7 separate regions of the Homo sapiens genome follow, and all the other regions are linked to region 2. A link is a loop called in an ENCODE intact Hi-C map of the cell type or tissue named here. Cell type or tissue: endothelial cell of umbilical vein. All regions are shown on one strand. Region 1 has its middle 18 kb from the start of MIR3130-1. Region 2 holds the start of LOC105373851 (a long non-coding RNA gene). Region 3 has its middle 42 kb from the start of CPO. Region 4 overlaps MYOSLID-AS1 (MYOSLID antisense RNA 1). Region 5 overlaps KLF7 (KLF transcription factor 7). Region 6 has its middle 130 kb from the start of MIR1302-4. Region 7 has its middle 56 kb from the start of CREB1.

What was found. A loop is a pair of places that touch in the nucleus more often than their neighbours do. Peaks named below come from ENCODE experiments on the same cell type or tissue, not always from the same donor. Only the 100,000 strongest peaks of a DNase experiment are listed, where the experiment ranks them.
Region 1: a loop joins it to region 2, with 8 times the contacts of the local background. A loop is called at or near these places in 8 of 110 quality-filtered maps.
Region 3: a loop joins it to region 2, with 2.9 times the contacts of the local background. A loop is called at or near these places in 28 of 110 quality-filtered maps.
Region 4: a loop joins it to region 2, with 6 times the contacts of the local background. A loop is called at or near these places in 13 of 110 quality-filtered maps.
Region 5: it touches region 2 in a loop (8-fold over the local background); 3 of 110 quality-filtered maps call a loop at or near these places.
Region 6: it touches region 2 in a loop (6-fold over the local background); 11 of 110 quality-filtered maps call a loop at or near these places.
Region 7: a loop joins it to region 2, with 9 times the contacts of the local background. A loop is called at or near these places in 21 of 110 quality-filtered maps.

The regions. Positions count from the first base shown.
Region 1 is chr2:206,798,964-206,802,963 of GRCh38, forward strand. No RefSeq gene overlaps it. Among named protein-coding and RNA genes, the nearest start is that of MIR3130-1, 18 kb to the left of the region's middle. In endothelial cell of umbilical vein, a CTCF peak has its summit at 1,733 (motif pointing right); a DNase peak (open chromatin) is centred at 1,748.
Region 2 is chr2:207,332,953-207,336,952 of GRCh38, forward strand. It overlaps LOC105373851 (a long non-coding RNA gene), which reads left to right and starts at 1,408. Exons shown (of 4, transcript XR_923809.3): 1 at 1,408-1,730. RefSeq lists enhancers at 1,311-1,360, 1,621-2,030. In endothelial cell of umbilical vein, no CTCF peak of the experiment used is centred here; DNase peaks (open chromatin) are centred at 1,869 and 3,819; H3K27ac peaks cover 3,562 bases.
Region 3 is chr2:206,979,826-206,983,825 of GRCh38, forward strand. No RefSeq gene overlaps it. Among named protein-coding and RNA genes, the nearest start is that of CPO, 42 kb to the left of the region's middle. RefSeq lists a silencer at 2,013-2,162. In endothelial cell of umbilical vein, a CTCF peak has its summit at 2,065 (motif pointing right); a DNase peak (open chromatin) is centred at 2,096.
Region 4 is chr2:207,224,786-207,228,785 of GRCh38, forward strand. The region is part of intron 3 of MYOSLID-AS1 (MYOSLID antisense RNA 1); the gene reads right to left. Among named protein-coding and RNA genes, the nearest start is that of MYOSLID, 13 kb to the right of the region's middle. RefSeq lists enhancers at 901-1,010, 1,131-1,240. In endothelial cell of umbilical vein, no CTCF peak of the experiment used is centred here; no DNase peak of the experiment used is centred here; H3K27ac peaks cover 336 bases.
Region 5 is chr2:207,132,251-207,136,250 of GRCh38, forward strand. The region is part of intron 1 of KLF7 (KLF transcription factor 7); the gene reads right to left. Among named protein-coding and RNA genes, the nearest start is that of MIR2355, 24 kb to the left of the region's middle. In endothelial cell of umbilical vein, no CTCF peak of the experiment used is centred here; DNase peaks (open chromatin) are centred at 1,861 and 3,251; H3K27ac peaks cover 4,000 bases.
Region 6 is chr2:207,393,454-207,397,453 of GRCh38, forward strand. No RefSeq gene overlaps it. Among named protein-coding and RNA genes, the nearest start is that of MIR1302-4, 130 kb to the left of the region's middle. RefSeq lists an enhancer at 931-2,130. In endothelial cell of umbilical vein, no CTCF peak of the experiment used is centred here; a DNase peak (open chromatin) is centred at 1,648; H3K27ac peaks cover 2,185 bases.
Region 7 is chr2:207,471,799-207,475,798 of GRCh38, forward strand. No RefSeq gene overlaps it. Among named protein-coding and RNA genes, the nearest start is that of CREB1, 56 kb to the right of the region's middle. In endothelial cell of umbilical vein, CTCF peaks have their summits at 1,547 and 3,291 (motif pointing left); DNase peaks (open chromatin) are centred at 1,503 and 3,283; H3K27ac peaks cover 553 bases.

The sequences.
Region 1 (4,000 bases), 530 kb before region 2:
ATTAAGCTGAGTGGGTGATTAAGTTAACAATAGTAATGACCATGTATTAAGTGCCTACTATGTGCCAGGCACTGTGCTAGCATTTCACACCCATTATATCATTCAGTCTTCACACCCCTGTTTGGTGGTTATTAATGATTACTAATATTCATTTTATAGATGAATAAACTGATACTCAAGGCCTTAATTGCCTTTCCTAGGGGTGCACAACTAGAAAAAAGGCAGAGCCAGATCTGCACCCAAGTCCTTCTGACCCCAGAGCTCATGCTTGTATCATCGCACCAGTGTTACTCAAGCTTTCCTGGTGATTACAGTCACATGTACTTGACAAAACCACAAACTGTTGGGCCTGTCCCAGTGATACTGAATCGAAATTTACTGAGGAGGGACCTGGGAGATTACACTGCTTGAACAGCATGGTACCGGGGAACCAGAGATCAACTTCAACCCTTCTGTTAGCTCTTAGTGGGCTGGTCAGCTGGATGTAGAAGCTAAATTGACAGCAGGCAGATTAACAAGAGAAAAATGTATAAATTTTACTAGTTTTACATGTACTTGGGGATCTTCACAAGAAAGTGAAGTCTGAACAAGAGGCCAAAGTAAGATATTCTTATACTTTTTAGACAAAGAATGATAAATTTGAGAAGAAACAACAGGAGAAAGAAAATCTGGCTAGGACAGTAAAATTTTCTAGGGGAGTCACAGGAGATATATGAGGGGGTGTAAAGCAAGTGGAAGATAAAGGTTATTTTGTTCGTAAGTTTGTTTATTCGGGTTCCTTGCAGCCTCCAAGTCTCTGGTGATAAGGGCTATTTTCTCATCCTGGTATGGATAAATCTCAGGGCCTTCGAAGAGTATCCGTCCCAGAGGATTCTTTATCCCTTGCTCCATACAGGAAGATATAGATCAGCTCTTCCTTTCTGAAACTAGAATTTCTCCATTGTTTTCCATTAGAAATAATCAACATACAAATTTTGGGATGGCACATCCTTCAGTCCTCCAATGGTATCTACCATATTTTTTTCAAACATATAACATACTTTAAGGTAATGAGATTAGGTCGTGCAGCTCACAAATAGCTCTGAAGGCAGTTCCTATAGCAGAGACTCAATTGTTATGAGCATTAGCTATTGGCATGACAGAATAGGCTTCAAAGTGACTTCTTTGAAGGACAAGATTTATTTGAATGTTCTGCTTTAGAATCATTAAAATGAGCACCCTCACTGCCATGTTGGCTCTACGCACAGTAAGATTAGAGAGACAGCGTTTTACAGTGAAAAGAGTAAGTCAACCCTGGTTTGGGATCTGGATAAATTGCTTAACTTCTCAGAGCCTTAGTTTCTTCATCTGTAAAATGGATTACTACCCAATTTGAAGGACTATTGTATACATTAGAAATAACTATATATGCCTTGTCATGTAGTAGATGCTTATAGCAGTTCTTATAATAATAAAGCGAAGTCCCCGTGGTGTATTGTAAATGTGAACCACACTCCTCAGCAGTGATCCTTGTGTGCTAAGCTAGTGGACCAGAGTTTCCAGCTGAAGTAGATCTGGAACCGAGTCTTGAAAAATGTGTGTAGAGAAGCTTCTGTACTTTTCTTATGTGGATGGCAGTGGCGAGGGGGCGGTGGCGGGTGCAGCTGCAATACTTAAAAAGGAATTCTATTGTGGCAATAAATGAATATGGCAAGAAATGAGCCTGGCAAGAAATGAATGACAATGGCCCCTAGGTGGTGCTGAATCATCATGGAAGTGGAGGCTGGACACTTGGCATTTGCGGAGGTGACTTCCTTCTGGTTTGAATTTCAAATAAGAGCAGGACAGCTCCTTGGGATGTCTGGGAAAAAAGACCAGGCAGAAAAGAGTCTTTTCACTAGGAGCGGGTGCAAAATACTCTTGCCTGTGAGGCCTCTTCAGGTCTTCGGTTTGCTTTAGTTGGAAACAGGAAGCAGGGTCAGACCAACTTGTATTCATTTGCTGAGAGCTGTTGGAGCTGTGACTGATTCTGACAGATCAAATACCATTTATAACACTCCTGTGGGGGACACTTTAACCGGGGATGTTAGTGCTAGCCCCTCCAGAGACTAAGTATGTTTGCGGGATGTGAGGACCCCTGGAATATACAAATATGCATGCTAATGAATTTTAACAAAAATAACCCATTATTGTTTTCTGTGCAACACTGTGCATTTCTCAGCTACACCTGTCCTTTCCAACCTCAATTGCTGGGCAACCTATTTTTCTTTCGGCATCAGAAGCGATAGCATCTGGGAAGTGAATCTGATGAATTCTGCCTGGCAACCAACATCTTTCCAACTGCCAGATCCTGGGGTAAGAAACTGAGATGCTCTGGAGCTGGTTCAGGGCCAGAACGCACCTGTCCTTGAGGGCCTGGTGATGGGGGAAGGAGGCTGGCCAAATGCAGAACTTCTGAAAGTCCACTTCCTGAGTTCATTTCCATTTTGGCAAAATGTGACTTAGGTTTCCAAGGGAAGGAGTTTACATGTATTAAAATGTCTCAGTGGCTGAAGTTGCTTTGTGTCCTCCGCTAAAGCCTCCTACCATCGATTCCCATCTCCAACACGTTTTCAACTGTGGTGTTTTGGGAAGGTAACCATAGCAACTAATCTTATTCAGAAATGACTGGACCTAGGCAGTAAACGGCAAGGTAACCCCATGGTAATTTTCAGTGGAAACCCAATATTGATTCTAACAATTGTACAGGCTGAGCACTGTTAGCTATTTACTAAGCACTGTTCTCCTTTAAGACATTTGATTCTCACAACCCTGTGAGGTAGTCATCATTATCCTCTCTAACACTCGAGAGTTGGCCCATGGTTGTGCAGCTAATTAAATCTGCTGGACCCTGAAATCAGCTTTTTTCTCTTATACAGACTCTGCCTTCTAAGGAAAACTGGAGAGACGCCTTCCGGTGTCTATTTTGCAGGTAGTAAAAGTGAGTCACAGAATCATGGAAATTGTTCAAGGCAACAGCAGAGCTGCAGATCCTCTGCCCTAATCCCAATAATGCCTTTCTGTTATATGTAGAGCTTTAGAGCTCTCAAGATTATCTCATCTATTGCTCACAGCGGGTCTTTGTGATGATTATATCTATTTATAGATGAGAAAATTGAGACATGAAAAGGTTAAATGGCATTTCTCAAGGTCACCAATTACTATATTGAAGAACAAGAAATAAAATCCGTTTCTAATTCTCTGCTGCCTTACTAGATGTGGTGCTTTAAAAATATTTCATCCACTTATCTGTTTCAGAATGTATCAGATACATTAGGTACCATATATTATGTGTGGTTGACAAGATTTTCAGGATTAACTTTAATTCACCAGAGATAAACTTTATATCTAATGAGATCATCTTTATGGAAATACTGTTTATGAGTATAAATGTTTTTATGTGAGAATTATATATTCTAATGAATCTTTAAAAATCCATACTTCATGTGCTATAGATGCAAAATCATAAATTTATCTCTGTAAATTGCCTAAGATGATGGTAGAGAAGGGTGTTATGCTTAAAATTTTTAGCGCTGTAAAAGCTACAATAGTCTCAAGAGAAAAATGGTCAGTAATCTTTAACAGAGCCACCTGCCATGCATGGGGCCCAGTGTATGGAGAGGAAGGGTGGGGGCATAACCCCAATCCCACAGGGTATGTTCGGTGGCTTAGATTTGTTCACTCAGTGGGGTAGAGGCACAACTCATGAAGTGACACCCAGAAGCCTGGACTCCAAGTTCCTTTGAGAGCTTGATGTAGACCCTTCAAACATTGGTCGGGGGTGGGAGTGCGAGGTGAGAGTAGGAGGTGTGGGAAGGTGACTGGAGATAGAAGCCTGACTCTTGCCTGGAAAAGCCCAAAGGCAGAAGGCTGCCTGGAGCTGCTGCTGATGGCAGAGCAAAAACAGGTGGCTGTAAGAAGGCTTTTGGCTTCCAAGTTTTGCAGGGGAGAAGGGATGGCATGGATGCATAATATTTCCTGT
Region 2 (4,000 bases):
ATAGGTATTTTCCACTTGCAGCTAGCATCTTAACTGTATATCTAAAACTGACATTTGCAAAACCAAACAGGTGAGGGGCCATATTGGCTCTGGAAAAGAATTCACATCCCTAATACACAGAAAATATGATTTATAAAAATCCACTTTTTTTTCATAGAACCATTCAGGAGCACAGCATTGATAGAAAGTGAATATTCCTAGACTCTAACATAAAAAAAAAATCTAGTCAAAATGTATCATACAGTGTTGTTGAAAGAAATTGCACATACATGTAGAAAACAACTTTACATTGAAAAAAATCTTTACTGTTCATGGATTAGGTTTTACCTAAAGCCCTATTACTTGCAGTTGTGCTCATCCCACAGATGTTTACTCATAATCTATCTTGCTCTTTATAAATCAAGTCAACAACTATTACATGTCTTTTATGGACTCCAAATTTCAAGAACTCTGTGAGAGGCATACAAACAACATATATATAACGCACAGCTATCCATGACATGGATTTCAACTGTATCCCCCAATAACCCAGGTTCTTCAGGTCATAAATGGATGGGCTTTATCTTCTAACAATCCACACGATCTGTAGCAGATTTTCCAGATGGTAAGCAATGGAATGACCAACTGTCCAGGTTTTCCCAAGACTGAGGGAGTTCCTTGGTTGTGAACGTTTCAGTACTAAAACCAAGATCTCAGGCAAACCTGGATAAGTTGGTCATCCTAGAGAGTTGAGGGAGAAATGACATCATTCAATTATATCAGTGTAGTAATCACATACTTGTCCTCTGCTTCTTCCTTGTCTTTCTTTCCTTCCCTTCCTATCCCATCTTACTCTCTTAGGATAGCTCTATGGCACAGTGACTAAGAACCAGATTGTGGTTTCCAAATAGATACGGGTCTAAATTCCAGCTTTGCCATGACTTTTTAAAAATCTTGTACAATTGACTTAACTTCTCCAGTCCTGCTTCCTTACTAGTGACACATGAGAAAATGCATATGAAGTACATACCATCATGCCTGACACATACATCATGCTTTATACATGTTAGTCACTATTGTCTCTGGATCATGCCCTTATGGATACTTCCAGCTTCCAGGGTTCTGGTTCTAATGAGACCAATATCAGGGCATGCTATGGATCAACAGGAATTAAACCTTCCCACCGCAGTGCATTTGCAGAGCCCTATGCAAATCAATCCTTTGACGTTTCATTAATGAGAACGCAAAAAGTAGGTACAACTGAAAGCAAGAAGTAGGTATAACTGCAGCAACATCCTGATTACCCAGAATTTTTCCAACTTTTCTCATCCAATCTCTTCAAGCAACCCCCTTGCATTATTGTTCCCATATGCTCGACACCCAAGCACATAGAGACATACGCATCACATAAACACACAGAGGGACACACATACACACAGAGGTTTTTATATGGCTGAGCTGGGAGAAGCCAAGTAAAACACTTTTTCTTTTGTTTCTAGACTATTTAGCAAATACGAGGAAAATGACGTGGCACTGAAGAGGGGACTTAGAGAGACAGGGCCAGTGGGTGGAGGAGGAGAGGACGTGCCGGGAAAAGAATGCAGAAAGGAGATTTTTTTTGGCCACAGAGTTTTTGCTAAAAGCAGCTAGGAAGCCCCACGGCTCCAGTGTGCGTGAACTCCTGGTAATTTCCTTGGGGAATCCCGCCTCAGAGAACCTCTACCCCGAGAATTAGGAGGAAGCTGAGCTAGGTGAGTTTCCAAACGGAGGGGGTGGGTGAGTGACTAAAGGCCTGAAGACCGGCCCAGACGAGTTTCCCAGTGGGCGTCCCCTGGCTGCTCTGACAGCCACAATAGGAACTCAGTCCAGAAGAGGGGAATGCCGAGGCCAGGGACGATTCCTAGTGTTTTCCTTTGTCTCTCAGCTTCCTGTGTTTGAAATGAAGGCATCCGAGGCTCTCTGTGGCCACTCTTGTCTGGGATTCTTTCCTCAAGAGGTGTTCTTGAATTTGTGAGAACTGCCAGGAAATGGCGTGAGTCATGTCTTCTTAGCAGACAATATTCAGCTTTAGAAATTCCCAGAGATATGACTTGTTTATAGGAAAGGAAACAGGGCTATTCTGAGCTGCCAGGGGAAGAGGAAAGCGCTGCTCATTTTTTAAAATATCGTGTTGAAAGGTCATACACGCGGCCAGAGTGCCAGCAAGAGCCCGGTATAGACACTGATGTTAGCAGTTCATTTGCCTACATTTCAGGCGATATTTTTGAGCGTGGCATTTTAAAATGCGAGTTCCATGGCATTGAAATTCCACTCCCAGTCTTAAGCCCAAAGGCATGAGCAGGGTCCAAGGCGGAGTCTTGGTTGGAGGGGTGCGGCTGGGGTGTTGTTAGGCCTGGCTGAGGGGAGGGGAGGAGCATATACAAAGACACCACCTTTCTCTACTTTCTAATTTCACATTTCTTGAGCAGCCAGCTGATTTTTGTTCCCATATTCCATGCTCCTTCCTCTACTGTCTTTTCTTCATAGTGTTAACAACTGCCATGTCCATTGTCCTTACCTTAAAGGATTGTTCAAAGCGGCCAACTTTGGAAAATGTGTCCAAGGAGAGAAACTCGGGGGGATTCCTACTCCTGCAACCCTTGCTTCTGGCATTGGACCACCTTCTTGTGCAAAAAGTTTGGTCCTGAAATGTTTGAACTCGTAAAGGCACCGTTTACACATCTGTCACTGTTAGCAGAGCCAGTCAGCTGACCACAGAGATTGATTTCCAAGGAGAAAATAATCCACTGAGTATTCACTGATACAACAATAATTAGCCAATGTGATAATTTCATAGATACCACATCTGATAAAATCAACACCTTTTCCTAATTACAGAGTAAACATTTCAATAGGAATAGAAGGATGCTCCTTCAATGTGATAAAGATGCTCTTGGCTTAAAGTAAATAAAGATTATAATTAATTGGCAAACATTGAAAATCAGAAACAAACACAAAGAATGTCCTTTAGTATGATTATCACTGTTTCTGGTTTTTGTTTGTTTGTTTTTTGGGGTTTTTTTGAGACAGAGTCTCGCTGTGTCGCCCTGGCTGGAGTGCAGTGGCACAATCTCGGCTCACTGCAACCTCTGTCTTCCAGGCTCAAGCGATTCTCGTGCCTCAGCCTCCCGAGTAGCTGGGACTATCAGCTAGCATCATTATCACTTTAGATTCTCTGGTTAATGCAGTAGGTTATAAACACAAAAGGAATAAATTTTTGTGAACTAAGGTACTAAAGTACATGAAAATCACACAAGTATAAATCTGAAAAAGTCAAAAGAATTAACTAAAAGCTTTCTTTATTTTAAAAAAGAGTCATAAAGTGGCTTGGAATAAGATAAATACCTAAAAAGCAACAGTATTTCTATATACTGGCAGTAAACAGATAGATAATATAAAGCAAAAGAAAAGCTATTCAAATAGCGACAAATATAAAATATTTATAAACTCAATAAGAAATGTATTAAAAGTTTTAAAACCTTGATTGGGGGATATATTTTTAATAATTAAGAGGAAGAGTTATATTTTTATTAGATGGAAAAATTCAACATAAAGATGCCAAGGCTCCTCAAACTTACTGAAATAATTCTGTCTAAAGATCCAACGGGACGTTTCTTGAAGGTCATTAGAATGAACACTGACGAATTGCTAAGCTTAGTGCTTATCTTATTAAAAACATTCAAAACTATAAACAGGAAAACTAGCAAAATGCAAATGTTCTTAGGGATCAGCCTCGTCAGATATCAGAACCTATTGTAAAAACTGAAACTGTGTTTGATGTAAATATAAAAATATAAAGAAAAAGAAAATAATGAAATCCCCTGAAACAGACCCTGTTATATACATATGTGTCACATTTTATAGATGGCCTCATAGTTCACAAAGTTTTCCACTTGCATTATCTTTTATGCTTCAGAATCATGCTAGGAATCAAGTCGTATTATTACCCTCAGTCTTAGTTCTGAAGAAACTGACACTCAGA
Region 3 (4,000 bases), 350 kb before region 2:
GTGGATAAGAGGACCTACCTTACACTGCTGTTGGGGAGATTAGGTAGGTTAACGTTTGTAAAGTGCTTTGAATGATGATTTTCCATGACAGAGTGACTTGTCCACCCTAGACCACCTACTCTAATCACAATGTAAGAGCTTAGTAAATATTAGGAGTTAAGACTATTAATACTAATGATACTGTCAGAAAATGTGGTGTCTGATGCTCCTGCCACAAGAAAGCCTATGTTCCCAAATCACTTTCATTAGGGTTTTTCTCTAGGGCTAAATACAGAGAGCATGTCCAAACAGGTGCTATGGCAGAACCCTGATTCAGCTTTGTTTTCCCGGAGCTGAGCTGAAGCAAGGTGTTATCTGAGCTTTTCAGATGTGTGTCTCTGAAGGTCCAGGATTTTCAAAAGATGAACGTTTAAATCTACTTTCAGTGTGAGGCCAGGGAACAGAAGAGAAGTGGAAATATCCTTGGCCATTTCTTGTAGGTGCCCAACCCAGGGATCTGCTTATTGCAAATATTCCTGTGGCCCCTCCTTTCTCCCCAAATTAACCAGGATGCCCAAAACTTGAACCCAGGCTTGCAAAGAAAACTAGCTACAAGAGGCATTTTTAATTAAGTGCTGTTAAGATCACTTTGGCAGTGGTGATGGGGTTTCACAGATATTATTAAATAATAGAAAAAATGTGTATACATTTTTCTGGAAGAAGCATACAGACATTTTCACATTTTAAAAATATTTTTCAAAGAGTCTGTAACCCCCCTTTCAAAAGATAAGAACTGCTGACTCAGAGGGATACTAGTTGAATTTAAGCAATTCAGGTAATTAACTGAAATCAATCAATTCAATTAATGAGAATATGTTCTTATTTGCCTGATAATCATATTTTTGTTATTTTAAAGGAAAGCTGTTGATAGAGAAATGTTATCCCATTATTTTTCATGATGATGGGACTGATATCTCCCCAGATGTATTTTTGCTTTTCTAGCCAAAACCTGACAGCTAGCCTCCTCTAGTCAGCAGGGTTGCTTCGAAGACACAGTTGTGTGTGCTGGTCTTCATTTGCTGTGAGTCTAAATGGAAACCTATAGGTGCTTTTCTGTGTCTTTGGTGTTTTCTGAAAATATCTCATTAGACATCTCAACATGCTGGTAAGGTGGAATCTCAAACAATCACCACATAGCAATAGGGCCGAAGAACTCAGGGCTTCCTCCACTCCAACACTCTGCCTGTGCATGTGACTTCTGCTCCAAGTCCTTGGTCCAGTCCTTAACCCATTTATGCCTGAGGTTGCAATTTTTTGAATTTTTGCCATCAGACCTTGGCAATGACCTTGAGCAGTGGGATATAAATAACTTCCACATGGTTAGCGTTGCAATAATGGAACGCTAGGCATAATGATGTAAATAATGTTGGCACTTCTTCCAGAGATCCCGAGGGCAGGATCCTACTGGTGCCAGGCACTCATTTACAGTAAGCAGCGTCTGTTACCAGCCTCAGGAGCAGAAGGTGAGAGTAATGATCACGGATCTCTGCACCAGTGGCTTCCCCAACCTAGTTACTTGTTTGTAATTAAGATGACAATGCAGCCGGGTGCGGTGGCTCATGCCTGTAATCCCAGCTCTTTGGGAGGCTGAGGCGGGCAGATCACTTGAGGTCAGGATTGGAGACCGGCCTGGCCAACATGGTGAAACCCTTTCTCTACCAAAAATATAAAAGATGAGCCAGGTGAGCCAGGTGTGGTGGCTCATGCCTGTAATCTCAGCTACTCGGGAGGCTGAAGCAGTAGAATCGCTTGAACCCAGGAGGTGGAGGTTGTAATAAGCCGAGATCATGCCACTGTACTCCAGTCTGGGCGACAGAGCGAGGCTCTGTCTCCAAAAAAAAGAAAAAAAGAAAAGACAATGCAACACATTTTCACTTCCTTCAGGAATTAGTACATTCCAATTTGAAGGGACAGGAGAAGATGGCTAGGTGTGCCCAGATCTTGGATTCTAAAGACAGAAGGCCATGAACAAGTGCTTGTTTTCTGGTTGGTGGCATTGGAGGAAGGATGATAGCAGGCGCCGCACACAGAGGGTTTTCCAGGAGGTGGCAGTGCGCCCTAAGGCTGGATCTTGGCTGTGCCTGCCTTGTGTATCAACCAAAGAATATTGTAATTGAGACATAACATTATAATGCATTCCAGACCACACAGCTACTCGAGTGTCACCTCAAAATGCTTCTTACTAGTTTCAAAGTCACTGTAACCAGGGTAGGGAGCTGGAAGCGAGGTAGAGGGTGGGAAGAAATGGGAGGGAGCTCTTGGAGACAAATCCGGCAGCGACACTTAGCATTGCTGTGAATGGAGTTTCAATACCATCAGACCAGGAGATACCCTGATGCATATTTACAACTGCTCCCACGTTCACCTCTGAAGACCAATAAAAGAAACTGAAGGACTCATATTGTCTCCATTTTAATTCCCAGGTTTACAAGAAATATTTCATTATTCTAATTCACAGGGAAATAAAGCATCTTCCCTTTTTAAATGAAAGGTCTCCTTGTTCAGGGTGAAGAGCAAATCAAATCAGTCTCTCCCCTGAGAGGTAAGGTTGGCCCCAGATACCAGACTGTGAGGTGAATGGCCACGTGTGGATGATGGTGATGGGAGGAGGGAGGAGAAAAAAGAACACTGGGTGTTGACCAGATCGTGCGTGTGAAACACACATAAGAGATGTATTCACACGGAGTCCATCACAGGCAGGGCAGATTGACTCTGTAATTTCCAATGCCTGACAATGACATCTCGGGACAGACTAAGTGATGGAGGAATAAGAGGGAGGCTAGGCAGGTGTCTTTCCCCTGCAATAGGCTGTTGGCTGGGGTGCTGGTTTACGCAGGCACATTTACAGAAATGAAAGAGCTGGATAAGATCAGAGCAAGGAGTGCTACAATGACTCCTTAGTGTTGTCACATCGTTTACTAGACACATTTCTCGCTTGGGAGCCTGACTTCCTGTTTACACAGTTCTTATTTGTATTTTTTTGTTTATAGCTCCTTGGACTTAGCCAGAGACCTCCATATGGATGAGAGAAGAGTAAAGTCAGCCAGGTGGATTGCTTGGGAAATCTGTGCAAATGAAAATGATACTTAAAGAAAAAAAGCCCAGCCTTTAAATGCCTTTGAATTCATCCAGAGTCTGTATGTGGTTTCCCTTTAATTTAGAAAACTAGTTGCTTTCTGATTTCCTCAACCCTCTTGCACTGGAACTTTGTTCTATATTCTCCGCAAATCCCTTCTTCTGCAAAACTCTCTTTATTCAGCTCTCTTACCTAATTCTAAGAGTGATCCATGTTGAGAACGCACAGAAGTAGTGTTTCCATGCCTTGCTGGTAGCAATCAAAATATACCTGCCTTTCCCATGGCCGAGTGATGTTTTTAAAGCTAAAAAACAAAGCAGACAAACAAGCAAAACATTTACACACCAAAAAACTGGTTTTCAGTGCTGGGGTGATGTTCTTCCTATGGCCCTCTGCCAAGAGGCCAGGCCTTCCTAGCAGCGACCAGACTGCTTTCTGGACAAGTAGGGAGAAGTGCCTATTTTGCAGAGAGTGGGAAACCATTCACCAAGTGCAGAACTGGGTTATTTAATGGGGTGGTGGCAGCTCAAGAAAGCTCATCAATAATCAAGTGAGGGGGGCAGGAAGGGGAAGACTGGAGAATTACTGAAGCAGGTGGGCTTTCAGCATGGGGACTCAGCAGAAGGCAGGAGTGGAATGTAGACTCCTCTGGGCAGCGCAAGACACAGAATGTTCAGATTCCCACAGAAGAGTAATGTGCAAGAGGTGAGATGCAGTACATTCCCTAGAGGCAATGAAATCATCAAGAAAACCTATAAACATTATGGTGAGGTGGCAAGGTCCTATAAACAAAATAAGTACACATTGGATAGATCACAGAGAAAATGCATGTTAACTCTTTGCAACCCGTACAATAACAGGAATCCCAAACAGAGCACACAGCTA
Region 4 (4,000 bases), 110 kb before region 2:
CTCTTGTTCAGATGAATTTCCAATTGGAAATGTCATTTAAAGACAAAGAAAGAGCTCTGATGACTTAAGGAAACCAAATCACGCCTCTTCTATGAAACTTCCTCCTCCTTCCTGCCCTCCTCCAAACCCTTAGATGCTTTTCTCACTTCTTGCTTTTAATCTTTCCTCTCCTCCTGCCCAATCACTTAGCGTAAATGGGATGGAAGTGCTAAGTGGCTGCTCCCTCCCTCCTCTCAGCTGTACCACATTTGGGTGCTCCTAAAAGGCATCTCCCAGGCTGCTGTTGGCACCAAAGTCCTATGTTCGCAACCCTTTGCTTAAAACTAAAAGACAAAGCATGTGTTTAAAAGATGGCTGAGACACATGTGTGACTACTCTGCCCCCAAAGAGACTATAGCAGTAAAAAGTACCTGGTACAGGGTCAGAAAATGAATAATTCAAACTTTCCTCACATGCTGAATTAACCTTGACTTATTTCATGCCTCCCCGCCCCCATCACACCGATTTTGCTTCTCTCTGGGCTGGAGTGGGCTGGAGTCATTCAGGTGTACATTTTAATCCCTCCTGGAAACTTCTGCTCTATTTGAATCACAGAAAGTGAGAGCGATTGAATAAGTGTGAGCTCACTGCCCTGCAGGAAGGGGTGTCGTGTGGAAGCCCACAGTGACCAGTGCTTGGGGCTTTAGCCACACCCGTGTAAAATGACCAGGGATGTCCTTTCACTAATATTGCCGGCCAGAGGCTAAGGTGACTTGGGATTTAGGAAATGTCCCTCTTTTCACAACACTCATTTTTCTTTAAAAAGTCTTTTTCCCAATTTCCTTATATTACCCCCAATAATAAAAACTGCCTCCTTCATTGCACCAAGAAAATAAAAACTCTTTTCTGACCCAGCTCTTGGAAGGCAGGCAGAGTAGGCACTCTTATCTGTTTTAAAGTCATCTCATATTCCACAATACAATTACAGAATGTGGTGGTATGTTTCTCCCTTTATGTTAGGCACAAAGCCATCCAGGGGAGCAAGGTCTATGAAATAGGAAAGCCCAATTTGCACCCACATTGTTTTCGTAGGGTCTTCCCCCGACCTGCTTGGCAGGGGGCGTAGAAGCTGGTCAGAAGACACATGTACAAGACCAGCTGAAAGGGGGATGTGAACACACCTGGGTACATAGTGTGGTTTTCTTGGTTAGGCTATGAAATAAATACTGTGTGTCTTAAAGGCAACGTCTTTAAAAGAAGACGACGCACTCTGAGGTGAAAGGAAATCTGGGTTTTGCTTTAAGAAGCTTGTTCTCATTGGTAGGGCAAGGCTCATTTCTGTAAGAATGCTCTCAGCACTGTCCCATAGAACTTTCTGGAATGATGGAAATGGTCTGTCTCTGTGTTGTCCAATATGAGAGCCACTACTCACATGTGGCCATTGAATGATTAACTTTTAGCTACATAACTGAGAATCTGCATTTTTAATTTTATTGAATTTTAATTAATTTTTATTTAAACAGCCACATGTGCAAGACAAGGTGACCAGACAGATCCTATTCTCTGCTCCCTTTGTTTGTTTGCTTGTTTATTTAGAGCCAGCCCTGAGTATATCTATTCCCAGATACTCCCACCAGAAATTCTTTCAGCATTATCAACAAGGAGGAAGGAAGGGAGCAGCTTCCTGGATTGGATTCAGCTTCCTGTAGGTGCCAGGCCTGGGAAAAGTGCTTCCACATATCAAACTCATTTATCTGTGGTTGAATCCTTACAACTCTGCTCTATGTGACACTCTGTCCTCATTTTATAGCTGAGGAATCTGGAGGTGACAAATTTTGGTAAGTGAACTAAGCAGAAATGGAGTTTGAGTCTTTGCATCCAATCAGATAACCTTTCCATTACAAAGAGATGGTGTTATTCCCAATGCTATCCCCATTTCACAAAGAGGGAAAACAAGTCACTAATTACAGAACAAAGACCAGGGAGAAGTGGTAGGCACATAAGTTTGTGGTCTTTGTGGCTATGCATATCTTTCAGATTCAAGTGTATGTTGAAAGTACTCAATGAAGGAGTGTCTAATAAACTTTCATTTCTTGGTATCCAAGGTGTGGCAGGCAGGCCTGAAATGACCAATTCAAAGTCCCTCTTGTTGCTACTGAAGCATGTTTGAGACCTGCGAGGAGGAGGAGGCCTCTATCAGAGCAAAGAATTTGGAGCTGCTTCCAATCTGAAACTTCCTTAGCGTTGTAAAAAGCACCCTTCATTCGAAATCGCTCAGTGCCTGGACTCAGAGAAAGTGGGAGAGTTACCAAGGCTCGGGTACGTCTAGCACCCCTAGCCACCACGGTGCTAACCAGGAGGGTGATGAGGAGAAAGCTTTTCTCTGCTGGTAGCCATTCATGCAAGAAGTTTCCTAGAAGGTGATGTTGATTGTAATTAGAGCCTCCTCTCTGGGCGGACGAGGGGGCGGGGCGGAGGGGGGGTGGTTGTCTCAAATCCCAGTCCCGCAAATGCAGCTGGTGGCTGGGAAGCTGCCGCCTGGCATTCTCTCCAGAGAGAGTCTCAGCTGCTCTTGCTGTCTAGAATGATCACTTGGTGTAGTTTCCCAGGGTATGAGGTGGGGGGAGGGGGAAGATGGCAGCTCGGCCATGACGCGGAAGGGGGCAGTGACCGTCATGCAGGCGGCTTTTCACAGCGTGTGTCTGCCCCTGCCCGGGCAGCAGACTTCAGTTCCTCCCTGGTCCCTTGCTGGCTGTTCACTTTCTACACCAATGGGCTCTGAGGTGACAAGTTCAATTCCCAGCTCTGTCAAACCTGCATTTTCTTCCCTGACCTACTTTCCCCACTCTGCAGTGTTGGAACAATGCCTCGCTCTGTTCCCTGTTTAGACCCATCTTTTGCCTGCGCTGGTGCAGAAGCCCAGGCCTTTGCCAGGCTTTTTGCCTTGAATCCCTGACAAGTGTTGATGGGAAAATAAAAAAAGAGAAGGGGGAAAAAAATCCTTGCTATAAAACAGTCCAGCTCTCCCACAGATGCCCAGACTCCGGAGGGAGTGAAAGCTTCTCAGCAGCAAGGAAAGAAATCAAAAGGTTGTGCTTCTCCTCTCATCACCTCTCCCCTCTCCCCAGCCCCCAAGGCACAGTGAGAAGAAACTGAGGCAATGCCAAGAACACCCCGACCTCATGAGCTTCAAAGAAGCTGCTGCTGCAGTTCCCGGTTCTGAGGCACCTCCAAGACCACTCTCATCCAAACTCTCAAAACACTCCCCTTGGGTGAGCTGTCCCTTAAAAGGAACAGGGCTGGGCCTTCACAAAGGCTCCTGTGAGACTTCTACCCCCTATGGGTCTGGTAGCACCAAGGGATTTCTCATGCTATGACCACAGACATCATCAAGAGGGTAGAGAGACCAAGTGGCCAGTGAATTGGCACACATGAAGATTCTTTGTGATCTGTAAAGAAAGTGTAAAATCTGCAACAAACTGTGGAATAATCTGACATAGGAAGAGGTGGATGGTACAGAAGAACAATAAAATAATAGCCAGCCTTTATTGACTGGTTGCTTCATGCCACTACTGCTCTGTGTGCTTTTACATGTATAAAATGCGTATTTGTCATAAGACCCTTTGAAACGGCCCTACTGTCACTCCTATTTTATAGATGATGAAGCCCAGGACAGCACAAGGCTAGTGAGTGGTGCTGCACCCACGGAGTCTCTCCAGAGCCTGCACCTCTTACCCTCAGCTCGCCCTCCCCTCTGCTCCATCTTACACTCCAAGAACAGCTTGGTGGGCTGTGTCCTCCACAGCATGCCAGCAGCCCCCTCCTCCCACTCCAGCAAACCCCAGCCAAGACCACTCTGGCCCTGTTCCTCCAAGTGAACCCGAAACAACAGCCTCCTCCAGAACATCCTCCCTACTTCAGTTACTCCATTAGTTTCCTAAGATAATGTGGGCAAACATTTCTCAAATAATCCCTGTGGACAGCTGCCCATGCTGGGCACAGATAGGGCCTTCCCTGAGCT
Region 5 (4,000 bases), 200 kb before region 2:
AACTCCATGAAATAACCAGGGGACTACAACAAATGTTAAGACTGCATTGCTTTCCACTGTTTCTCACATCTACTGGTTGCTAGAGCTGAAACCAAGTTATATATTTCCCTCTGGTAATTTGTAAATTTTGAGAGACAATGCTGTGAAAACTAATTTAAATCTAAACAAACATGAAAGCTGAAAAATTTCTATCAAAACCTCTTCCATGTTTCTCTTCTCCTATTTTCAACAAACAAAGAAAATATTTGTTTGCATATGTTTCCTTGGGGAGGTGGGTGGTGAGGATGTTGGAGGGGGAGAAAGGAGACAAGATTAAAGGCCTGGGGAGAGGGTGATGTCTTTGAAATTACTTTCCCCAGGCACATGATGCAAAGCAGCCTCAAATACCCCTTTCATCTTCCAAGGATTCCTTAGTTGCAGTGCATAAAAGAAATTCCCAAAACAACTCAAATCTAAATTAACCATCAAAGTGAGCTTTAAAGTCACATAACCTGGGCAGAGCTGGTAGCTATGGCCCAGGCCTCACACCGCTTGAAGGAAGGCACTGGGTTCCCCTACACTTCCAACAACTTGGAAATGCATTTTCCTCATTCATTATGTCTGTGATCCTCAAAATTCAATGCGACCATTAGGGACATGATGGCCCATGCACAGAGAGGCTTCTCTAACTTGGTTTAGAGTTGTTTTTCCAGATGTTACTCTGCAGGACATACTGACTGGGAGTCTGTTGGCCTGGCCTCTACCCACAGTTGCAGAGAGCCCTTAAGAAGAATTGCTCACTATTACTTGGCCACTGGACTATAACTAAATTACAGCTTCTGAATAGTCAAGAGACAACACTGCTTATGCAGAGCTGGGGCCTAGAAGATGCTCCTGTATGCTATCCCCTCATCTCCTATGCCCTCATCTCCCAACCAGGCCCCTATTCAGGTTGGCACTCACTGGTGGAAATCCCACTTGTTACATACAGATTGAAAGCAAGTTCCATTAGATGGCCCTGCTTTGGTCATTACACTTCCACGGACAAAATGAAATTCACATCTTAAAGAGTCAATAAAAATAATCCTACCCATACTACTGGGAAGTGCAAAGGGCTGGATCTGCACTGAAAGTGAGATTTAAGAATGAGAAAATGCAGGAGAGACACTCCAATGGGAAAAACCCATCACATCCCATGACAATGGCAACCAGTCGGTCCCTGCTCCAAAAGGAGAGGACTCTAAGCAGTTCGTCAAGAGCCCAAGGACGTGGGAGGAGGCCTCTTTTCAGAGGAGTGATGGCTTCCTAAGAACAACAATGGCCCTGTCGCTTTTTCAGCTTCCCATTAATTTTCCATAAAGAGCAGTTTTCTTGACGAGCGCTTGTGTCAGGCAGGGCCTGATGCTTCAGAAACCTGTAATTATTCTTGGCTCCCCACCCCCTACAGCCTCTGCACCTGTGTCAGTTCAAGGCACCAGCTGGCCATGTCTTGCCTCCTGCCTCTTAAGAGGGGGAGGGGGGGAGCCATCATTGAAAACCCAAACTCACATTACTCGCCTCTTCTTCCAAAATGCAACAACAAAACAAAAATTTTAAACTCACCAATCTCATTCCTCCCCCCAGTGGATCTTGCCAAAGGAAACAAATAAACATTAATTGGCTAGAGAGCCCTCATTCAAACCAAAATTACTGAAAAACACAGTAACAGGGAAAGGTCTGACAAGGCATTATTAATCCTGTTTTACAGCCCGCTCTTATGCACCCCCACCCGCTCCTGTTAACTTTGCACACACACTCACACACCCTCCTCAAACTCCCTGGGCCCCTTTACACTCACTGGCCAAGACGGGAACATGCCGAACCAGTTACATCATCTCCCCTTCCTCTCCCAAATCACTTGCACAGGCTGACTCGGGCTACTGGGATTTTTTTTTTTTTTTTTTTTTAAAGCAAACTCATTTCATTGGCTCCTTCCTGGAACACAGTCATCTCCTTCTCAGTTGGGTTAATTAATATACCCTTCCCCTACCCCCATAAAAAACACACAGACACATACGATTACTTCTTGTACTCCAAAGCACAGCTGCACACGTGTACAACGTTCTCTCTCTCCCTCGCAGCTTGAATTTCCCAAGAATAACAGGTTCAAAGCCCATTGGGCCCTCGGTGGCAGATGCAATTTAGTGGCTGGTAATCATAGAGGATGCTTTCAAAACGGAGAGCTTTGAGGAACTTCCACTGCGGAATGTTAAAGACAAGGTGGGGGCGCTAGGAGGAATGTTTCTTCTACTCAGAATGCATAAAATGGCAGCCAAAACCATAATGAAGTCAAGCCCTAAGCTGTTTTTCCTGATATGGATTGTTGTACTGTTACTTGAGATACTTGGACTTGATTTCCCACAATGTTTAAGGTGGCTGTGTGGGTGTGCCAAGTGCCACTCACTCCAATTAAAGAAACAGACTGGCCATTCGCATACTGAGAGGCAGAAGAACAGGGACCCAAGCATTGGCCCTGGAGCCAGACTGCCTGGGTCCAATATCAGGTTACACTACTCACTAGCTCAATCCCCCTGGGAGAAGTTAACCCCTCTGTGCCTCAGTTTCCTCACCTGTAAAATGGGGTAATAGTAGTACCTACAACGCAGAAGCATTGTGAGAGTTCAATCAATTGACATGCCAAGTACTTGGAAGGGCTGGGCATGCACACTCTGTATGTTGTAGCTATTCAATAACTAGTGTTATTTTTCATTACACTTCCAGACAGACATAAAGAAACCTATCGAGGGCATGGAGATGGAAAATAAAAAATACCAAATAAGTTTCCAGGGGAAGTAAACCTGTTGGATATAAAAGTTTAAGTAAGCAGGGGACTCTGAGTTGGGAAGATCAACCCTGACTAGCTGGGTGACTTTAACTTCAATGGGCTCAGTTTTCTCATCTACCAGCTGAACTTCCAGGGGCCCACTAATCTGGAATTCTATGAGGAAGCAAAACAGTAATAGGAGAGTGAAGACTGAACAGTAAGAAAAGCTCATTCAGAACAAGTTCAGAGGAACTGATAGATAGCTCTGCTGTCATTGAGTGGTTAAAAAAAAAAAGGGTTTGGAGAACCTGGAAGAAAGTGGTCTTTGAACCCTCCTCTGACAGGGACCTCAAGGCCTTTATTAAAAGCCCTAAGACACTCAATAATCCATGTTTACAGGATGCTATGAAGGTTTAATTTCCTGCTTCACCATGGATACAAGCCTCACAACATCTAAAACGTAAACTTCACAAGAATGTGACTCTTCAAAGATACCAGACCTGTGCCTGACTTGCAGCCTGCCTCAAGCATTTGTCAAATGAATGAATGAATGAATGAGTAATTGAATCAACTCCCAAACAATCAAAGTGAAAGTCAACAGTGATCACAATCCTGGGTAGGAAGAGATTCAAGAGTATCATGAAAGCCAGAAATTCTTCCTTCTTCACCAAAGGAACATCAGAAGCAGTGTGCATGTGTTTATTACCAACATTTCTGGTAGAACACGTCAGTATTTTCAGATTTAACTATAGGTGTTATTTACTTGTCTCTAACGTTTTTCATTTGGAAAAAAAAAAAATTAAATGCTTACTGTCTGGGACAGATCCGGATTTCTAAACAGAGAGGCCAATTTAGCTTCACGGGGTAGCCCTGAGAGTATGCACCTGTGTTGGAAGTAAAAGCTGTCTCCTTGCCCTGGAGAATGCCCTCTCCCTCTGCCACTTCCTCTTTTCTCCTCTGGCCTCCAGAAACCACCAGGAAGAGAAGCAATTAGGATGAGTGAACAAAACGCTATTTTCAACTGTCATTTTTTATTGGTGAAAAGAACTCTGGCCTGGGAATCAGGTTCAGCGCCTGCCTTTCCCACACCACCCCTTCCCTTTCCAGCAAACTACTGAATCTGAGTAGAGAATTCACTTCCTTCCCTGAAAAAAATGGATGAACCACACTCTCAAAGACTCTTTCTGGCTCAAACTTCTTGCTGATAATCCTTCAGTG
Region 6 (4,000 bases), 61 kb after region 2:
GTTGCCTCGCAGTAGAATAAAATATATGCTCATAAAACTCCATATTTTTGCCAGTAATTTCATCAATAAGAATTCAAAAGGGCTTTGAATTTCCACCCTGGAAATAATAAGGAAAAGGAATTAAGAAGTCATTCTGAAATTCTGAGCACACACAAAACTCTAACGCCTCAAGTTCCATTAGCAGCTTTAAAACTGGCTGGTGGAGCAGACATTAGAATTGCTTTGCATTGGTTTATTTGTATTCCCCGGTAGTGTTATTAGTGGCAATAAGAATTACTTGCAAGCAAAATGTACCACTTGTAATGCAGATTCACATTTAGTCAGGAAAAGACTATTTAAAAAATTCCAAAAGACTAAGTACATTTTAAAATAATTTGCACAGAAGGATTTCTAACAGGATATAGATTGGTTGGTTAGTTGGTTGACTAGATTAAGATATACCACCAGGTTCTTCCAGGATGGTACAATGAGGATTTAATGCAGAAGAAATGGTTGATTTTACTGGTTGAATGATTGATCAGCACAACTGAACCTTAGTGATTGAAAATGTAAAGTGGCACTGGTGTTCCTATACCAACTCTTCTTCACTGATATGAACCCAGGACCAAAAGATTTTATCCGTTCATTTAATAAATATGTATTTAGTGACATATATGTGCCAGTCAGGTTTTGTGTGCTGGACATATAGACAGCAGAGAGCAAGACAGTCAGGCATGGAGTTTACATTACACAGATGGCGAGTAGGGGCAGAGTAGACAATAACCGAGTTAAAAAGCACAGATAATTCCAGATAGTTGATTCATGTTGTAAAGACAACTAAACCTGGTGATGTGTCTGTATTGCATAGTCAGGAAGGGCTCCTGAGGGGATGGCATTTGAACTGAGGCTTGAGTGTTAAAGAGAAATACCCAGGCAAAGGTCTGGGAACAATAACTTTCCAGGCAGAAGGGAGAGAACACAAAAGTCCTAAGTCAAGGATGAGTCTGAGGTTACAGAAGGAAGGAGGCCAGTGTGACTGGACCATAGCCAGGGAAAGGGGTTGCGAGGAGGTTAGAAAGGAGGGCAAGGGCAAGTCATGGGGGGGCTGGAAGACCATGTGCAGCAGGATGGCTAGCTGGCTGGCCACCAAGGATTCAGACTGCCCTCCATAGCGCTTTTCACTGCCTAGAGAGCATCTCCCTGACAGAGACTACATTTCTCACTCCCCCCACTAGCTTCTAGGGAAGTTCATGTGACTCTTAACTGAAATTAAGGCTGTTGAGACAGAAATAATTTGTGAGGGTCCCCCCGGGAAGACAGGCCAACAAAGTTGTGTGTGTGCCAGAGGCTGCTACAAGCTGGAAGGCTTTTATGGGAAAGTTTAGAAGAAGGGAGGAGGACTCCTTATACCAGAGTTGTCCTGTTCAGTGGAGGCTACAATACAGAGGTTACAATCATTGGCTGCAGGTGACATCATACAGGCTAAAATGTGCTACGTGCAAGACAATCAGTAAAACTTCATGATTCAGAAACAAATCAGCAAAACTTCGTGATTCAGAAACACATCAGCATCCTTTTCACTGTCAGTAGGATACGTATTAATCAGTGTGTTAACAGTTTGAAGAACTCACAATAAGATTCTTCACTCAGGACAGGATATACTCCATGAATCATAAGACCTCCCCCGGGGTGGGGTGGTAATTTGGAAGCCTGCCAAATGTGGCCTGTAGGTTATCATGACCAGTTCTCATCTGTGGAATGTGAGTTGCTGTAATGGGGTCATATTAATGTTACAGCAGTTAAAAAATGGGTGTGCCTTTTCCATTCTCTCTTCCTCCATCTGCCAGCTGGATGTAGAAGGCTCTGAGGCCATAGCAGACGACACGATCACAAGAAGAAAAAACCTGGGTCCCTGAATCACCATGTGGAGGAAAATTGCTCAAAACCAGGGACACGTGCACCAAACTATTACCTGAGCCAGGGATATGTTTTCATGTGTGAAGGAAGCACTGAACATTAGAGTTGTATTCACCACCACAGCCAGTATCACCTTAACTAACATGCCACAATAAGGAACTTGGATTTTATTCTAAGTGCAAGCAAATGCCACTGGAAGGTTTTAGGGAGAGGAGGAAAGTGAAGTGGTTTAGGTGTTGAAAGACCACTGTGGTTGCTATGCAGAGCCTAGGGGCAAAAGAAGCTGAGAGAACACTGAAGCGGTTTCTGCCTTAATCCATGGAAGGACTGGCAGATTGGTGAAACAGAGGAGGTGGAGAGGAATGAAGTAATCTGAGATCAACTTTGAAAGCTGAGCCAAGGATTTTCTAGCTGATTGGATGTCAAAGGTGAGGGAAAGAAAAGAGTCATAGGAGACTCCTGGTTTGTGGCTTGGTGTCATTTCATCTGGTAGGAAAGCCTGAGGAGCAGACTCAAGGGAGATATTCTGAGTTTAGTTTTGGTGGTGTTATGCTCACTGTTCATAAGAAACCTTAATCTATTATCTAGTGGTTGTGCAAATATATATATGTAAACACATACACATATATATAGCCTAAGAGAAACATCTAGTAACTTCTTTTACAACCAGTGAAGACAGAATACTACACCATGGAATACTATGCAGCCATAAAAAATGATGAGTTCATGTCCTTAGTAGGGACATGGATGAAACTGGAAATCATCATTCTCAGTAAACTATCGCAAGAACAAAAAACCAAACACCACATATTCTCACTCATAGGTGGGAACTGAACAATGAGATCACATGGACACAGGAAGGGGAATATTACACTCTGGTGACTGTTGTGGGGTGGGGGGAGGGGGGAGGGATAGCATCGGGAGATATACCTAATGCTAGATGACGAGTTAGTGGGTGCAGCGCACCAGCATGGCACATGTATACATATGTAACTAACCTGCACAATGTGCACATGTACCCTAAAACTTAAAGTATAATTAAAAAAAAAAAGAACACGCACATAATTAAAGTCACTGATCATTAGCTTTTCATTACTAAAAGTATAGCAACATTAAATAACAAAATTAAAGGCTGAATGAATTGTATGATGAATCTGTGAATGACGAAGTTCTGTGTCTAACAACACTGTTGTCAGTGCAAATATTGAATCAGATATATTTTAAAAACCAGTTACCATTCTTTAAGCTTCCTTTTCAACTCACACCGACATGAATGTATATTATCCAAATGTGGCAAACTATTCGAGGCTTGAAGGACTTTAAAGATTACCCAGTGAAATCTTCTCAATTTAAAAATTATACAACCAAGTCCCATATAAAAATGCTTTGTCTAAGGTTACAAACCTGAGCAGTTCACCTGATATGAAGCTCTGTGCGAGTTAATCCAATTCTCAGCATTAAGATATCTCAAAAACATATGAGAAATCAGAATCGCTTAAGCCAAGAATTGCACACAATATGATTCTCTTTATAGCAGGTTTTCTTCACTAAAGAATATTTCAATGTAAATATTAACTGTTCAACCAAAAGAGGTGTCAACATGAAGAATACTGAACTCAAATATTATTCAACAAGTCTACACTCTAATATTTACCTATCTAATTTTGTAATCATATGTTTTGAATTTGGTGGTAAAAGGTATGATATTAGAATAAGAAAGGAATAAACATCTGGGCTTTGGAAATGCCTTGCTTCACCTATAAGGATCACGCAGAAGAATCTGGAAAAAACATTGAAGGAATGTGTGTAGTTATACTTTATTTTTCACTAAGGGAACATGAGACATTTAGTGCCACAAATTGTTTTTGTATCATGACATGGTGTTAACTGAGACTTCATCTGACATCTCCAAGACTAAAACCAGAAGAGTTACATGTCCCATATTTCAAAGACCCTCCTTGCAGGACTAGCGAGGTAAGAAGTGGCCCGAACTGGTCTGGGAATCTTAGCCCATCATTCACAGCCTGCTGCACACAAGAGAGAAGATTCTTCAGAGAAATTCATGGGAGTGGGTTTTCCAGTCTCCATTTCCATGGAAAAGGAA
Region 7 (4,000 bases), 140 kb after region 2:
CACAACTGTGAAACTAAAGTCTTAATGAGAATTGATCCAGCAAACAAATAGATCCAAAGGGGTAATAGGACTGATATGGATCTTTCATGGGAAATTGGATGTATCATGGGAAATAAGGAGTCATAGAAAATTATGAATGAAAAATAAGCATAATCAATATACGATTAGAGATGCAAGGGGAGTGGGTAATGATTCCAAGGCACTGACTGCTTTGTTTCACATCATGATGCTCATCACAGGAACCTATGTGCTCCAGACTGGGCCATGCAATTATGACCAACATGCTAGCTCCCTATGCTGACTGGCTGGACTGAATTAATTACTTTTATTATTATTATTATTATTATCTTAAGGAGACAAGGTCTGGCTCTATTGCCCAGGCTGGAGTGCAGATCTGGTGTGATCTCAGCTCACTGCAACTCCACCTGCCAGGTTCAAGCCAACCTCCCGCCTCAGCCTCCCAAGTAGTTAGGAATACAGGAGTGCACCACTGCTCCCGGCTAATTTTTGCATTTTTGTAGAGACAGGGTTTCACCATGTTGCCCAGGCTGGTCTCTAACTCATGGGCTCAAGAGATCTGCTTACTTCAGCCTCCCAAAGTGCTGAGATTACAGGCATGAGCCACCATGCCCGGCCTGAATTAGTTACTTCTTCAGCTTCCTCGTCTTCTAGCTAAAAACCAAGATCACACCTTCAAATGCTATGATTTCACATTTACATTCTGCTCTTTTTCTTTCTGTCACGTGATCCTATCTTTAAATTTGGGAAGGATGGGGAGAGAAGGCTGTTGAGAGATGTTGCATGAACATTCATCATACAAGCCCATGAACCTGAGAGAGAATTCAGCAAGAAAAGTGAGACCAATAGGTTTGTGTGGAGCCTTCCTGTGTGGGCCACGCTGGGTTGGCCACGCTTTCCTTTGTTGCAGATGACACCTGGCTAGTGTCCTGTCTAGGATCCCAAATTCTAACTAGGTTTCCTCCTTCATGAACTGTTGGGTTTTAGTTAATGATTCACCCCTTCAAACACTCAGTTCTGACCCAGGACTGACTCAAGGCTTCCCAAGTCCCTGCTCGCAAATAACAGAATTCTTTGGAAATAAGCTCTTTTAAGAAAGTCTGTCCTCGCACTGCAATCTGAAACGTAGCAATTCGGCCTCTCCGGCCATCTTCATCTGTGTGTTTCTTGCATACAGAATTAAACTGGAAGGTCAGAGCCATTGTCTGTCTCTAGATCCGATTTCTTGCTTCGTAGTCTGGCGGGGAAGTGCTTTAATCTGGTATATTTACATTAGTCCTACTAACACATTTCCAAGTTCTCCAGCTGCCATGCTACGTGAACCAGGTCAAGTCTGGGAGGGAGAGGTTTGCTTTTCCTTCCTGTGACCTCAGGACTGATTTAATTAAACATCTCCTCCAGCCCCGATTTATAGTCTGAAAAGTGTTCTCACAGAGGCCCTTCGATGTGCTCTGCTTTTCAATTAGCTGAAATGCAATAAGTTAAATCGAAACACCATTCTGAGTGTCTGCTGCCACCCTGAGAGCAGTTGCAACAAGCGCATTCGTCTCTGAGCATTTAACTGCAAAGGGTTTAGATAAATGAGTGGTGGTTTCCTTTGGTAACTTAGCACGGTTCTGTAAGACAGATGAGAGGATTGCTGAGTTCCTCCCTGAGCTCCTGGGGGCTGCCAAGCTATCTCCCTGGATTCCCACTGTGAGGAGGAAATAACCTTTTAAATCTTATTTTATAAACACAAATTCTTTTTCTTTAAGATTAAAAATAAGAAAACCCATTTAACACATGGGGTAGGGGGGCTGAGGAAGTGAAGGGGAAAAAAGGAAAAAGGATGTCACAGTGGAACTGTCCTAAGCCTGTCCCTGGTGGCTTTTTGTTTTACCATCAGGCATCAGATGTCCTCCCCAGTTTGACAATCCTGACCCCCCAACCTGCCACCTAGGAATGAATGAAACCAAATTTCCCATAGGAAATGCTCTCTGCTAGTCTCTCAAAGGCTTCAGCCTCAAAATGAAATCTGACAAAAGAAACAAATTAGATTAAACTGCAGCGCTAAGGGCTTTGGATTGCTCAGATAAAAGAATCTACAGAGAGTTGTTAGGACTGAGCACAATCATCTTCTGCAACTTGGAGAAAAAATCTGAAGTCTTCCTTCCTACAGCTGTTCTTGCTGGCCATGGTGCAGTTTTTTTTTATCATCATCTAAAGGCAATAAACAGATGGTGGGAGATGGAAGGGCTCACGAAGGACCACAACCCGCGTGCCCACAGAAGCCGGGCAAGTAATATATGTGGACAAAACTGATCAGTGAGGATTTTTATGTGAGCTCTCCAGATTTTTAAATGTTGACAACTCATTCAATTAAAAAAAAAAAGAGTCCACCACTGTTACCGCAATGTTTACTGAGCACTTTCTATGTGCCAGGCACCTTATGAAATCCATTATAAAGTGCATCCTCACAACAGCACAGTGAGAGGCAGATGCTGTTATTACCTTCAGTTCATCTATGGGGAAAAGCAAATCTCGAAGTGGCAGAAGCAGCCCCTGCCCACAGCTGGGGCCCTGTTTCTATTTACTACCCTAGACTGCTTACCAGTTCTGTAGATGGCCGGGCGCGGTGGCTCACGCCTATAATCCCAGCACTTCGGGAGGCCGAGGCAGGTGGATCACGAGGCCAAGAGATCGAGACCATCCTGGCCAACATGGTGAAACCTCGTCTCTACTAAAAATACAAAAATTAGTTGGGCATGGTGGCGGGCGCCTGTAATCCCAGCTACTCAGGAGGCTGAGGCAGGAGAATCACCTGAACCCGGGAGGCGGAGGTTGCAGTGAGCCAAGATCGCACCACTGCACTGCAGCCTGGGCGACAGAGCAAGACTCCAGGGGAAAAAAAAAGTTCCGTAGACAAAGAAATTGATGCTCACTGGGATTCATGTGGCCAGAATCATAATAATAGTCGGGTGATTTTTTTTTTTTTCAAAGTAAGTAAACTACAGAAACGGAGCGTAGAGCGTAAAGAAGACATGCTGGAAAAGACAGAGAAATATAAGAAAAATATGTGTCATTGTTCCACGATATTTAGCCTTGTCCTAATGGTTGCGCAGACGAAGAGATTAGAGTTTTTATTTTAAAAACTGTGAATTTAAGCATCAATGATGCTGTTTCTATGATCATTCCCTGTGATTGAAACCAAATGGTGAAACAGCCTCACGAAAATGTCTGAGGTTCAAATGCAGTCGCCATTCTGTGTTTGTGTAGACAATGCTGCCCTCTCGTGGCTAACTTCTGAATAGAATTATTTTGTGATTAAAATCAGAACATTTTTACGTTCTCTATTTTCCCGAAGTATTCTGTAGAATGTTGCATCCATTTGCATCGCATATGTGATAATAAGTACATTACTTACATAGCACAACACCTTTGCATATTTTATATCTAATTTGGGATCGAGTTTGTATTATTTTTGCGATTGTTTTATAGGGCACTGGAAGAAATGAATGGAAAAAAATTATGATGCTACTGGGCTCCTGAACTTTCAGAATTCAATTCCTCAGGGAAGAAATGTTTTCTCATGACAGTAAACTTCGAAGAACTCTAGGACAGAAAATGTTTGCGTCTCTAATCTGAACATGATCTTATAGAAATGACTGTCCTCTTCCATTCTAAGGAAAAGGGTTTAATATTTGGAGGAAACAAGAGATCAGTTCATAAATATATTTTTAGGTAAAAACATGGTTCATGGTTGTGCATAGAAAATCACTTTCTGGTTTCCTGCAGGGCAGGAATTACAGAGAAATGACAGACCAAGAGGAGGCTATCAATAAGAGTTACCATGCCAAGGGTAGATGCTGCAAAGCAGTTTTCTTGGACCTGAGTGACAACTCCTGAACCACTGAACAGAAGCCTGCTGCCTGCATGCCTGTGTCATGAGCCCCCGTGCTGTGAGAGGACACACCTACACAGGAGCTGTGATGTGAACAGTGGG